Regions from separate parts of the Homo sapiens genome. Here region 1 is linked to region 2. A link is an interaction called in ENCODE POLR2A ChIA-PET data of the cell type or tissue named here. Cell type or tissue: Caco-2. All regions are shown on one strand. Links, peaks and the distances in the headings refer to the core of each region. The heading gives the core; the rest is flanking DNA.

Evidence for each region. ChIA-PET counts read pairs that join two places held together with the same protein. Peaks named below come from ENCODE experiments on the same cell type or tissue, not always from the same donor. Only the 100,000 strongest peaks of a DNase experiment are listed, where the experiment ranks them.
Region 1: POLR2A ChIA-PET joins it to region 2 with 13 read pairs; 4 of 35 experiments call an interaction of 5 or more read pairs at or near these places.

What each region holds. Positions count from the first base shown.
Region 1 is chr12:7,830,004-7,835,313 of GRCh38, forward strand. It overlaps SLC2A14 (solute carrier family 2 member 14), which reads right to left. Exons shown (of 11, transcript NM_001286234.2): 3 at 2,719-2,811; 4 at 1,601-1,761; 5 at 1-3. Among named protein-coding and RNA genes, the nearest start is that of SLC2A14, 40 kb to the right of the region's middle. RefSeq lists an enhancer at 3,686-4,186. In Caco-2, for the core only: a CTCF peak has its summit at 2,285 (motif pointing right); DNase peaks (open chromatin) are centred at 2,298, 4,010 and 4,948.
Region 2 is chr12:7,702,980-7,708,353 of GRCh38, forward strand. No RefSeq gene overlaps it. Among named protein-coding and RNA genes, the nearest start is that of DPPA3, 5.8 kb to the right of the region's middle. RefSeq lists enhancers at 1,332-2,005, 4,732-5,357. In Caco-2, for the core only: no CTCF peak of the experiment used is centred there; DNase peaks (open chromatin) are centred at 2,592 and 3,052; H3K4me3 peaks cover 1,003 bases.

The sequences.
Region 1 (5,310 bases), core at 1-5,000, 130 kb after region 2:
CGCCTGTAAGGTTAATCAAAGACAACATGGAATTAGCAAAGTGAGAGGCTCCTAACTTCTCCTCTTCTGTACTCATTATTCTGCTCTTCTCCAGGCTTATATCAACTCCTTTTTTGGTCTAACTTTTCTTTTTCACTTTCTTTTCTTTTCTTTCTTTTTTTTTTTTTGAGACAGAGTCTCGCTCTGTTGCCCAGGCTGGAGTGCAGTGGCGCGATCTCCGCTCACTGCAACCTCTGACTCCCAGGTTCAAGCAATTCTCTGCCTCATACTCCCGAGTAGCTGGGATAACAGGCGCCTGCCACCATGCCTGGCTAATTTTTTTGTATTTTAGTAGAGATGGGGTTTCACCATCTTGACCAGGCTGGTCTTTAACTCCTGACCTCATGATCCACCCACCTCGGCCTCCCAAAGTGTTGGGATTGCAGGTGTGAGCCACCACGCCCAGCCCTTTTTTACTTTCTATTATCAGAACGTTTCTAGTTGGGAGCCAGGCATGATGGTGCCCACTGGTAGTCCCAGCTACTCAGGGAGCTGAGGTGTGAGGATTGCTTGAGACTGGGAGGTCGAGGCTATAGTGAGCTATGATTGGGCCACTGCACTCCAGCCTGGGTGACAGAGCAAGACCCTGCTTCTTGGGCAGAGGGAGGGCAGAGGGGGAAGAACATTAGCAAGTAAAATAGGTTGCCTTATCAATTTTTAAATGTGAATTACATTCTTGCATTTCTAGAATATCTAATTGGCAAATTAAAACAGTTCCTTTGTCAGTCATAACTGAAAATATATTCTACCTTCTAAAATAGATTACTAAGCTAGTATAAAATAAGAAGATTCAGTTTTCAGCCAGGCACAGTGGCTCATGCCTGTAAGCTTAGCACTTTAGGAGGCTGAGGTGGGCGGATCACGTAAGGTCAGGAGTTCGAGACTAGCATGGCCAATATGGTGAAACCCCATCTCTACTAAAAATACAAAAATTAGCCGAGCGTGGTGGCGGGCACCTGTAATCCCAGCTACTTGGGAGGCTGAGGCAGGATAATTACTTGAACCCGGGAGGCAGAGGTTGCAGTGAGCTGAGATTGCACCATTGCACTCCAGCCTAGGTGACAAGAGCAAGACTCCATCTCAAAAAAAAAAAAAAAGACGATTCAGTTTTCTTTTTTTGGCCATTATCCACATTTGCCATAGACTAAAGATAATTCCTACCAATCCTGTGTAGAGGTAACAAAAACATTTATATGAGACCCCAGTTTTGTTTTTTTTTTTTTTGAGAAAAGTAATCAACTTTGGACCTTGTAAATTAAGTATGTTCCTGGAAACCCCATAGTTGAGCTTACTAGGGAATAATTCTGAACTATCCCTAACTGGACTGCAAAGGCCAATCACTCACACAGTTCATCTCTTGCACAGCTGGGTGGGAGCTCTCCAGGGTAGTAGAGCTCCAAGCAAGGGCAGTCATATTCGGGGCCAGTTGGGCTAGTTTCCCTTGATTAGAATTCAAGGTGTTCTTATTCAAAGGCATCATCACCTCCCTGCCCTAACTCTCCACACTTGTCCCCAATGCATCTGGTAGAGCCCACTTCCTTGCCCAGTTTCTAGTCAATACCTGCCAAAGCGGTTAACAAAGAGTCCGACGGAAAAGGAGCCGATCATACCCCCGACGGAAAATATGGCCACAGACAAGGACCAGAGATTCGTGAGCAGCACCTCAGAGGGAGGGGCATTTGCCTTGTCCGTCAAAGTTTTATTGATAAATTCCTTTATGATCTGCAAAATAAAAGGTGGGAGGACAGACTATTACAGTTGGATGAGAACAAAAGATACAAATATGCTGGGTGCAGTGGCTCACGCCTGTAATCCCAGCACTTTGGAAGGCCGAGGCGGGTGGATCACCTGAGGTCAGGAGTTGCAGACCAACCTGACCAACATGGTGAAACCCCGTCTCTACTAAAAATACAAAATTAGCCAGTTGTGGTGGCGCATGCCTGTAATCCCAGCTACTCGGGAGGCTGAGGTAGGAGAATCGCTTGAACCCGTGGGGCGGAGTTTGCGATGAGCCGAGATAGCGCCATTGCACTCCGGCCTGGGTGACAGAGCGAGACTACATCTCAAAACAAACAAACAAACAAAACAAATATTAGGGATCATTTCCTCCCTAGAGAATCAAGGGAATAAATAGACGGGAATTGAAGAGGCAGATAACATATTGGAATTAATGTTAACTCTCCCTGGAATAGTAATTTTTCATTTGTCCTGAATATCCCAGTAGGTGGCAGCACTGATGTTCACCCCAGCCCTCTGCTAAGCGAACCTGGCCAGCTTGGTAACTAACCCCTAAGGGATAATACAGGAAGTGTATTACTATAGGGTGAAAGAGTGGGAGGAAGAACAGCACTGCCCAGGGTATAAGGAGTAAATGACCTTTTTCCTTTGATTAAATGACCCCACTAATTTTCCCCACCAATATTGTCTCCATCTTCAGTCTTGGACAGGATAGATACAAAGTTTAATTCCCCTAGTTGGGGGAGGGACCCTCACTAACTGTGTTGCTCAGGATGGTGTTTAACTCCTGGGCTCAAGTGATCTTTAAGCCTCAGCCTCCGGAGTAGCTGGGACTCCAGGCAGGTGCCACCATGCCTGGCCTTAAATTCTGAATTCTTGAAACCCTACTTAAAGGAATAATTTCCCTATTCCAGATTCTAATTCTTGTGGCCTGGCACTCACCGTCTCAGGAGCATTGATGACCCCAGTGTTGTAGCCAAACTGGAAAGAGCCGATTGTAGCAACTGTGATGGCAAAGATCAGAGCTGGGGTGACCTGGAGAGACAGAGGACAGGGAGGAGAGAATAGTCCTTAAAACTTGTAATTGATGACTGTTTCTTATTAATTATGGAGCTGTATTAGGAGAATCTGACCTATGAGTGGTATGAAAAGGACAAACATCAAACGAGATTTAGGTAATTAATCGGGAAGACAAAGTAATAGATTATACTAAAGAACTTATCTGGAGATAAGAATGTGAAGTTAACTTGGTAAAAGTGGAAAAGAAAATTGGAGAAGGAAGAAGTTAAGAGAAACTGGGTTGGTCAGTTTGGAAATATTTAAAAACCTGCATCAGGTGAAGGTAGGCATAGAATTCCACTCACGAACTGGGAGGAAAGAGGACAACACAGCCTTGGGTAGGATTACTAAGAATTGATCATTTTGGAAACAAATACAGTGCAGTCTGATCTGTACCCCAGACTCCACGGAAGCCCAGTGGTGGTGGTAGGGGGAGGTGGTAGTAGTTTGTGTCTTCACTGCTGGGTGGCTCTTTGAGTCTCTTATCTCTCAGGACCATGTAACCTACTGGATCTACTCACTGCATCCTGGCCCCATTTCAGTCTTCTGGTTTATTAAATACTGTTCTGCTATCCCTAACCTAACCCCCGGGTGGGGGAAGAAAGAACACTCGGCTCACTACAAACCTAACAAATAAGACATTTCTGGCCGGGCACGGTGGCTCATGCCTGTCATCCCAGCACTTTGGGAGGCCAAGGCAGGTGGGCCAAGGCAGGTGGATCACCTGAGATCAGGAGTTCGAGACCAGCCTGGCCAACATGGTGAAACCCCATCTCTACTAAAAATACAAAAATTAGCAGGGCATGGTGGGGTGTGCCTGTAATCCCAGCTACTAGGAGGGGCTGAAGCAGGAGGATCGCTTGACCCTGAGAGGCGGAGGTTGCAGTGAGCCGAGACCGTGCCACTGCACTCCAACCTGGGCAACAGAGCAAGACTCTGTCTCAAAAAAAAAAAAAAAGAGAGAGAGAGACATTTCTTAGTGGGGAGAACCAGTCGTCTTCACCTTGCCTGGAATAATTCAGCTGGGCAAGTGGATATTATTTTAGATTTCCACCTTGGGGCAGCTCAATTTCTATACCTGAAGCCATCTTCTATGTCCTTTCCCGCACCCCCACCAATCCCTTCAACCTTTCCTATCTTAAATTCCTTTCCTTTCAGGTCAGACAGGGTAGACCACAGGCTGAAAGCTTCAGTAGAACTGACCTTGCCTGCGGCCTCTCAGATGTCTCAGTCACAACTAAGCATCGATACCCTGGAGGGCCCTGCCAGTACAATGCTCTCTGTTAAATCTTTTTCTTTTTAGTAAAAGTCCTTTCTTTCTCCTCTCATCATTCACTATCTTTGAGAGCCTTTTTTTTTTCATTAGTCTCATAACTTTCCATCCCTTCTCTTATTTTCCTTCATTTTCTTTCTTTTTTGTAGAGATGGGATCTCACTGTATTGCCCAAGGCTGGTCTCAAACTCCCAGCCTCAAGTGATCCTCATGCCTTAGCTCCCAAATGCTGGGATTATTTTTAAAGGTTACAATTGGAATTAAACTGAGTCTTGAGAATCTAAAAAATGTGTTGACCTGGGCACAGTGGCTCACATCTATAATCCCAGCCCTTTGGGAGGTCGAGGCAGAAGGATCACTTGAGCCTAGCAGTTTGAGAGACCAGCCTGGACAACACAGTGAGACCCCTTCTCTCTCTCTTTTTTTTTTTTTTTTGAGACCCCTTCTCTATCAAAAAAAAAAAAAAAATTAGCTGGGTATGGTAATGGCAGGTGCCTATAGACCCAGCTACTTGGGAGGCTGGGGTGGGAGGATCACTTGAGCCCAGGAGATAGAAGCTGCAGTGAGCTATGCAGCCTGGGCAACAGAGTGAGACCCTGCCTCAAAAAAGAAAAAAAAAGTGTGTTGAGCATATTGAGACAAGTGTTCCTTGGGCAAATGGCACCTAGGAGGAACCTGATGCTCAAAAACCAGTTCTGCACTGGGCTGGCCCCCAAAGCAACAGAGATGTCCAAGCTTAGATAGTCCTTCACCCTGGCCACTAGAGAAGAGTTGCTCAATATAACTGTTTGTTGATGTGCTTCGAGAGACTGGTTGGTTGAGCTGGGTCTTCAGTGTACTTTGGGAGGAGCCTGGCTCAGTCACAGTCACAGCTCTGGTGATGAGGCATGAGGGATTAAGTATGTCAGGATGGGCCAGTGAGGCTAGCTGCCCTCAGACACCTATGCTGTGTCATTTGATTCCTTTTGAAATCTTTCTGTAGCTCTATTAAAAAAAAAAAAAAAGAGGAAATGTGAGGTGCGATGGGTAAATTTCAAAACAGAGTAAGTTAGTGAGAATGTTATAAAATTTACACCTACAGCCTGACCAGTATGGTGAAAGCCCGTCTCTACTAAAAATACAAAAATTAGCCAGCCGTGATGGCGTGCGCCTGTAGTCCCAGCTACTCAGGAGACTGAGACAGGAGAATTGCTTGAAACTGG
Region 2 (5,374 bases), core at 325-5,324:
TTTTTTCTTTCTCTTCTCTTCTCTTTTCTTTTCTTATTTTTGAGATGGAGTCTTGCTCTGTTGCCCAGGCTGGAGTGCAGTGGTGCAACTTTGGCTCACTGCAACCTCCGCCTCCTGGGTTCAAGTGATTCTTGTGCCTCAGCCTACACCACCAGGCCTGGCTAATTTTTGTATTTTTAGTACAGACAGGGTTTCACTATGTTGGCCAGGTTGGTCTTGAAACCCTGACCTCAAGTGATCTGCCTGCCTCGGCCTCCCAAAGTGCTGAGATTCCAGGCATGAGCCACCGCGCCTGGCTCCATACTGTACACTTTGATTTTGGGGGTTTATTTTTATTTTTATTTTTATTTTTATTTTTTTGAGAGAGTCTTACTGTGTCACCCAGGCTGGAGTACAGTGGTGTGATCTCGGCTCACTGCAGCCTTCGCCTCCCACGTTCAAGTGATTCTCCTGCCTCGGCCTCCCAAGTAGCTGGGATTACAGGTGTGTGCCACCACACCCGGCTAATTTTTGTATTTTTAGTAGAGATGGGATTTCACCATGTTGGTCAGGCTAGTCTCGAACTCCTGACCTTGTGATCCACCTGCCTTGGCCTCCCAAAGTGCTAGGATTACAGGCATGAGCCACCACACCCAGCCATACTGTACACTTTGAAAGTGTAGCAGGACGAGTCTCAGACAAAACTCCTCAGACACCAGATTAAAGAAGGAAGAGGTTGTTTTATTCGGCCGGGAGCATCGGCAGACTCGTGTCTTAAGAGCTGAGCTCCCCGAAAAAGAAATTCCTAGCCCTTTTAAGGGCTTACAACTCTAAGGGGTCTACGTGAAAAAGTTATAATAGATCAAGTAAGCATGAGAAACGTGACTGGGGGCTACATACATCAGCTTACAGAACAAAAAGTTTTACAGTGCTTTCTCATACAATGTCTGGAATTTACAGATAACACCAGTAGTTTTGGTCAGGGGTTAATAATATTATTATTATTTTAGCCACCAGGGCCAGGTGGTGGCGCCAAGGTCGTCTAGCTATTTATCTTACTTCTGTTTCTTTCCAACTTTTTGCTTTCTCCCTTTTCTCCTGTCTTATAAACTAGGGAAAAGGGGAGGTTGGGGAGAAACTGAGAAGGCCAACAGGAGAAGTGGTGGCCTCATACCATAAAAGGAGTCACCATGTGCAGTTCACACCTAAGAAGTGGGTAGTTGGGTGTGCCCCCCCACCCCTGTCTTGAGCATACATTGTTTGGAATTCTTCTGCAATTCTAAAGAGAGTTGGAACTCTTGTCCAAAACTTAAAAAAATTAGCCGACTGTTGGGGTTCATGCCCGTAATCCCAGCTATTCAGGAGTCTGAGGTGGGAGGATAGCATGAGCCCAAGAGTTCAAGGCTGCAGTGAGGTATGATGACGCCACAGCACTCCAGCCTAGGAGGCAGAGCGAGACTCTTTGTCAAACAAACAAACAAAAAATAGCCCAGAGAGAGAGTTGTCTCTTCCTGTCCAATTATTAATTTGTCCTATCATTTATTTATATCAGAGTGACCTCATGAATATTTATTTTAAACTTTGGGTGATAATCCAATACTACTTATTTATTTTGTGGCTCAAGCTGTTCCAGGTCTTTTAGTTGGCTCCTGTGCTCCTACCAACAGGTGTGTTGTTTTTGGTTCTTTTTTCTTTTGAGACAGTCTTGCTCAGTCACCCAAGCTGGAGTGCAGTGGTATGAACAAAGCTCCCTACAGCCTTGATTTCCTGGGCTAGAGTGATCCTTCTGCCTCAGCCTTCTGACTAGCTGGGACTACGGGCGTGTGCCACCACTCCCAGCTGATTTTTGTGTTATTAGTAGAGACGGGGTTTCACCATATTGGCCAGGCTGGTCTCGAACTCCTGACCTTGTGATCTGCCCGTCTCAGCCTCCCAAAGTGCTGGGATTACAGGCATGAGCCACTGCTCCCGGCCATGTTGTTTTATCTAATTCAAGGAGAGACAAGAGCCCTGGTGTTCCTTCATTCACCTGAACAGTATCAAAGTGATCCACCTGCCTTGGCCTCCCAAGGTGCTGGGATTACAGGTGTGAGCCATCACGCCTGGTCTGACAATGCTCTTATCTTACATATTTTCTTCCCAGTCCTAGAATTAGCCATTTCTCCAAGGAGCTCTCGTTCTTTTTATTGGAGAATGTTACTAGAAAGTAAGATCTCGCCGGGTGCGGTGGCTCACGCCTGTAATCCCAACGTTTTGGAAGGCCGAGGCGGTGGATCACCGGAGGTCAGGATTTCGAGGCCAGCCTGGCCCACATGGCGAAACCCCGTCTCTACTAAAAACACAAAAATTAGCCGGGCGTGGTGACACGTGCCTGTAATCCCAGCTACTTGGGAGTCTGAGGCACAAGAATCGCTTGAATCCGGGAGGCAGAGGTTGCAGTGAGCCAAGATAGCGCCACTGGACTCCAGCCTGGGCGACAGAGCGAGACTCTGTCTCAAAAAAGAAAAAGAAACAATGAAACACAAAGTTATTCTTAGGCAACACCCCACCAGCATTACTCCCTGTACATTCTGTGGAGCTCTATAAATACACAAAACAAGTCTTTCCTGAAATCTCATCCTTAAGCAAATCTGGGAATGCTAACAGTATTTACTACCCTCTTCTGAGAGGCCCGAGTGACCTTTAGTCAGGGTTCCAGATAGCCTCACTCAAACAGCGCATTTTGGGAAATCTACCACCCATCTTCCCCTCTTTCTATCAGAGCCACCATTTCTTCCAGCAAACTCTTTAGAGGGCTGTCATCGTATTGTCATCATTAAGTATTTTCCACTAAGCTATTAAATAATTGGCCCTGGGAGTATTAATTTCTCACTGTGGAATTCCAAAAACTAAGGAGGATTCCTGGAGAGGAAGGCAACTGAGGGCTGCGGGAGGTGAGGAGGAGGCGTGGACGCCAGGAGTTGTTTTGCTCACACGCCCCGCGGCGTCCCGCCTAGGTGAGCTCCGGACCCTCCCGCCCCACCCCAGCGGGGCTGCTCGACTCCGTCGTGCCCCCTTGGGCTTCCACTGCAGGAATGCAAGGCGGGTAACCTTCAAAGCCAGGTGGAAACGTCCGGTTTGAACCGCACATATGCTAGGGTGGAGAGTGAGAACGAATGCAAAGAGAGGCTAGCGTTGGGGTGGGGCTGCCGGGGCAAAGGGACAGGCCCGGGGGAGGCCCGGGCCGCCACGGTTAGAAAGCATGGAAAGAGCTTAAGTAAAATAGCTGCGTGTCGGCAGGGCGCGGTGGCTCACGCCTGTAATCTCAGCACTTTGGGAGGCCGAGGCGGGCGGATGACCTGAGGTCGGGAGTTCCAGACCAGCCTGACCAACATGGAGCAATCCCTGTCTCTACTAAAAATACAAAATGAGCCGGGCGTGGTGGCGCGTGCCTGTAATCCCAGCTACTGAGAAGGCTGAGGCAGGAGAGTTGCTTGAACCCGGGAGACGGAGGTTGAAGTGAGCCGAGATGGCGCCACTGCACTCCAGCCTGGGCAACAAGATCGAAACTTCATCTCAAAAAACAAAAAAAAAAAAAAGAAAAAAAAAGAAAGAAAAGAAAAATAGCGGGCCGGGCACGGTGGCTCACGCTTATAATCCCAGCACTTTGGGAGGCCGAGGCGGGAGGATTACCTGAGGTCGGGAGTTTGAGACCAGCCTGACCAACATGGAGAAACCCCGTCTCAACTAAAAATACAAAATTATCCGGGTGTGGTGGCGCATGCCTGTAATCCCAGCTACTCAGGAGGCTGAGGCAGGAGAATCGCTTCAACCTGGGAGGCGGAGGTTGCGGTGAGCCGAGATCGTGTCATTGCACTCCAGCCTGGGCAACAATAGCGAAACTCCGTCTCAAAAAAAAAAAAAAAGAAAGAAAAATAGCTGCATGTTGGTAGGGTTTTCCAAAATAGCAGCCCTCATCTTCCCCTTACCAGGCTTTCCCTCTCTGGAATACCATACACACACATACACGCACACACACACATATACATGTGTGTATGTATATATATATGAATTTGTTTCAAAATGGGAGGTCAAAAAAATATATATTTTTGTGACAGGGTCTCTGTGGCCCAGGCTGGAGTGCAATGGTGCAATCATAGCTCACTGCAGCCTTCAACTCCTGGGCTCAAGCCATCCTCCTGCCTCAGTGACCCGTATTGGGTACCCATATCGGGGACCACAGGCCTGTGCCATCAGCCCCAGCTAATTTTTACATTTTTTGGGGGAGACCTTGCCTCGCTTTGTTGTTCAGGCTGGCCTCAAACTCCTGGGCTCGAGAGATCCTCCCACTTCAGCCTCCCAAAGTGCTGGGATTACAGGCCTGAGCCGCCATGGTCGGTCCACTTAAAATACGTTTAAATAAATTTGTTATGCTTACCTCTTGTTAATCTGTCTTCTGTTATAGAAGTGTCAGGTATGAGGCTGGGCACGGTGGCTCACGCCTGTTATCCCAGCACGTTGGGAGGCTGAGGCGGGTGGATCACCTGAGGTCAGGAGTTCGAGACCAGCCTGGCTAACATGGTGAAACCCTGTCTCTACTAAAAAAAATTAGCTGGACATGGTGGCTCATGTCTGTAATCCTAGCTACTCGGGAGGCTGAGGCAAGAGACTCGCTTGAACCTGGGAGGCGGAATTTCTGCTCCCACTTCAGCCTTCAGAGTAGCTGGGACTGTAGGCACGAGCCACCATGCCCAGCTAATGTTTGTATTTTTTGTAGAGACAGGGGTCTCACTATGCTGCCAAGGCTGGTCTTGAACTCCCGGGCTCAAGTGATCTTCCGGCCTCCGCCTCCCAAAGTGCTGGAATTATAGGATTGAACCACCAGGCCCAGCCCTGTTTCCTCTATACACATAACAGATTTTCATAACTGAACTTACGAACTTTTTAAAATTATAACTCTTTACCATGTATCATTAAACACTTAAATAATTTTCATTACTCATCCAGACTCAATGCAATGTTCTTGTGGATTTCCCTATGTTCATTCTTGCTCCCCTTTCCCCTTCTCTTATGTGTTTTACAGCTGATAATTGTTTTCTCCCCCATTTTTTTCTTTTTCTTACTCCCCTCTTTCCTTCCCCACCTTTTTTTTTTTTTTTTTTTTTTTTTTTTTTGATACAGAGTATTGCTCTGTTGCCCAGGCTGAAGTGCAGTGGCCCATCCAGGCTCATTGCAACCTCGCCCTCCCTGGTTCAAGGGATTCTCCCACATCGGCCTCCCAAGGAGCTGGGATTACAGGCACATGCCACCATGCCCCGCTGATTTTTGTATTTTTAGTAGAGATGGGGTTTTGCCACGTTGGCCAGGCTGGTCTCAAACTCCTGGCCTCTCTGTTGGCCTTCCAAAGTGCTAGGAT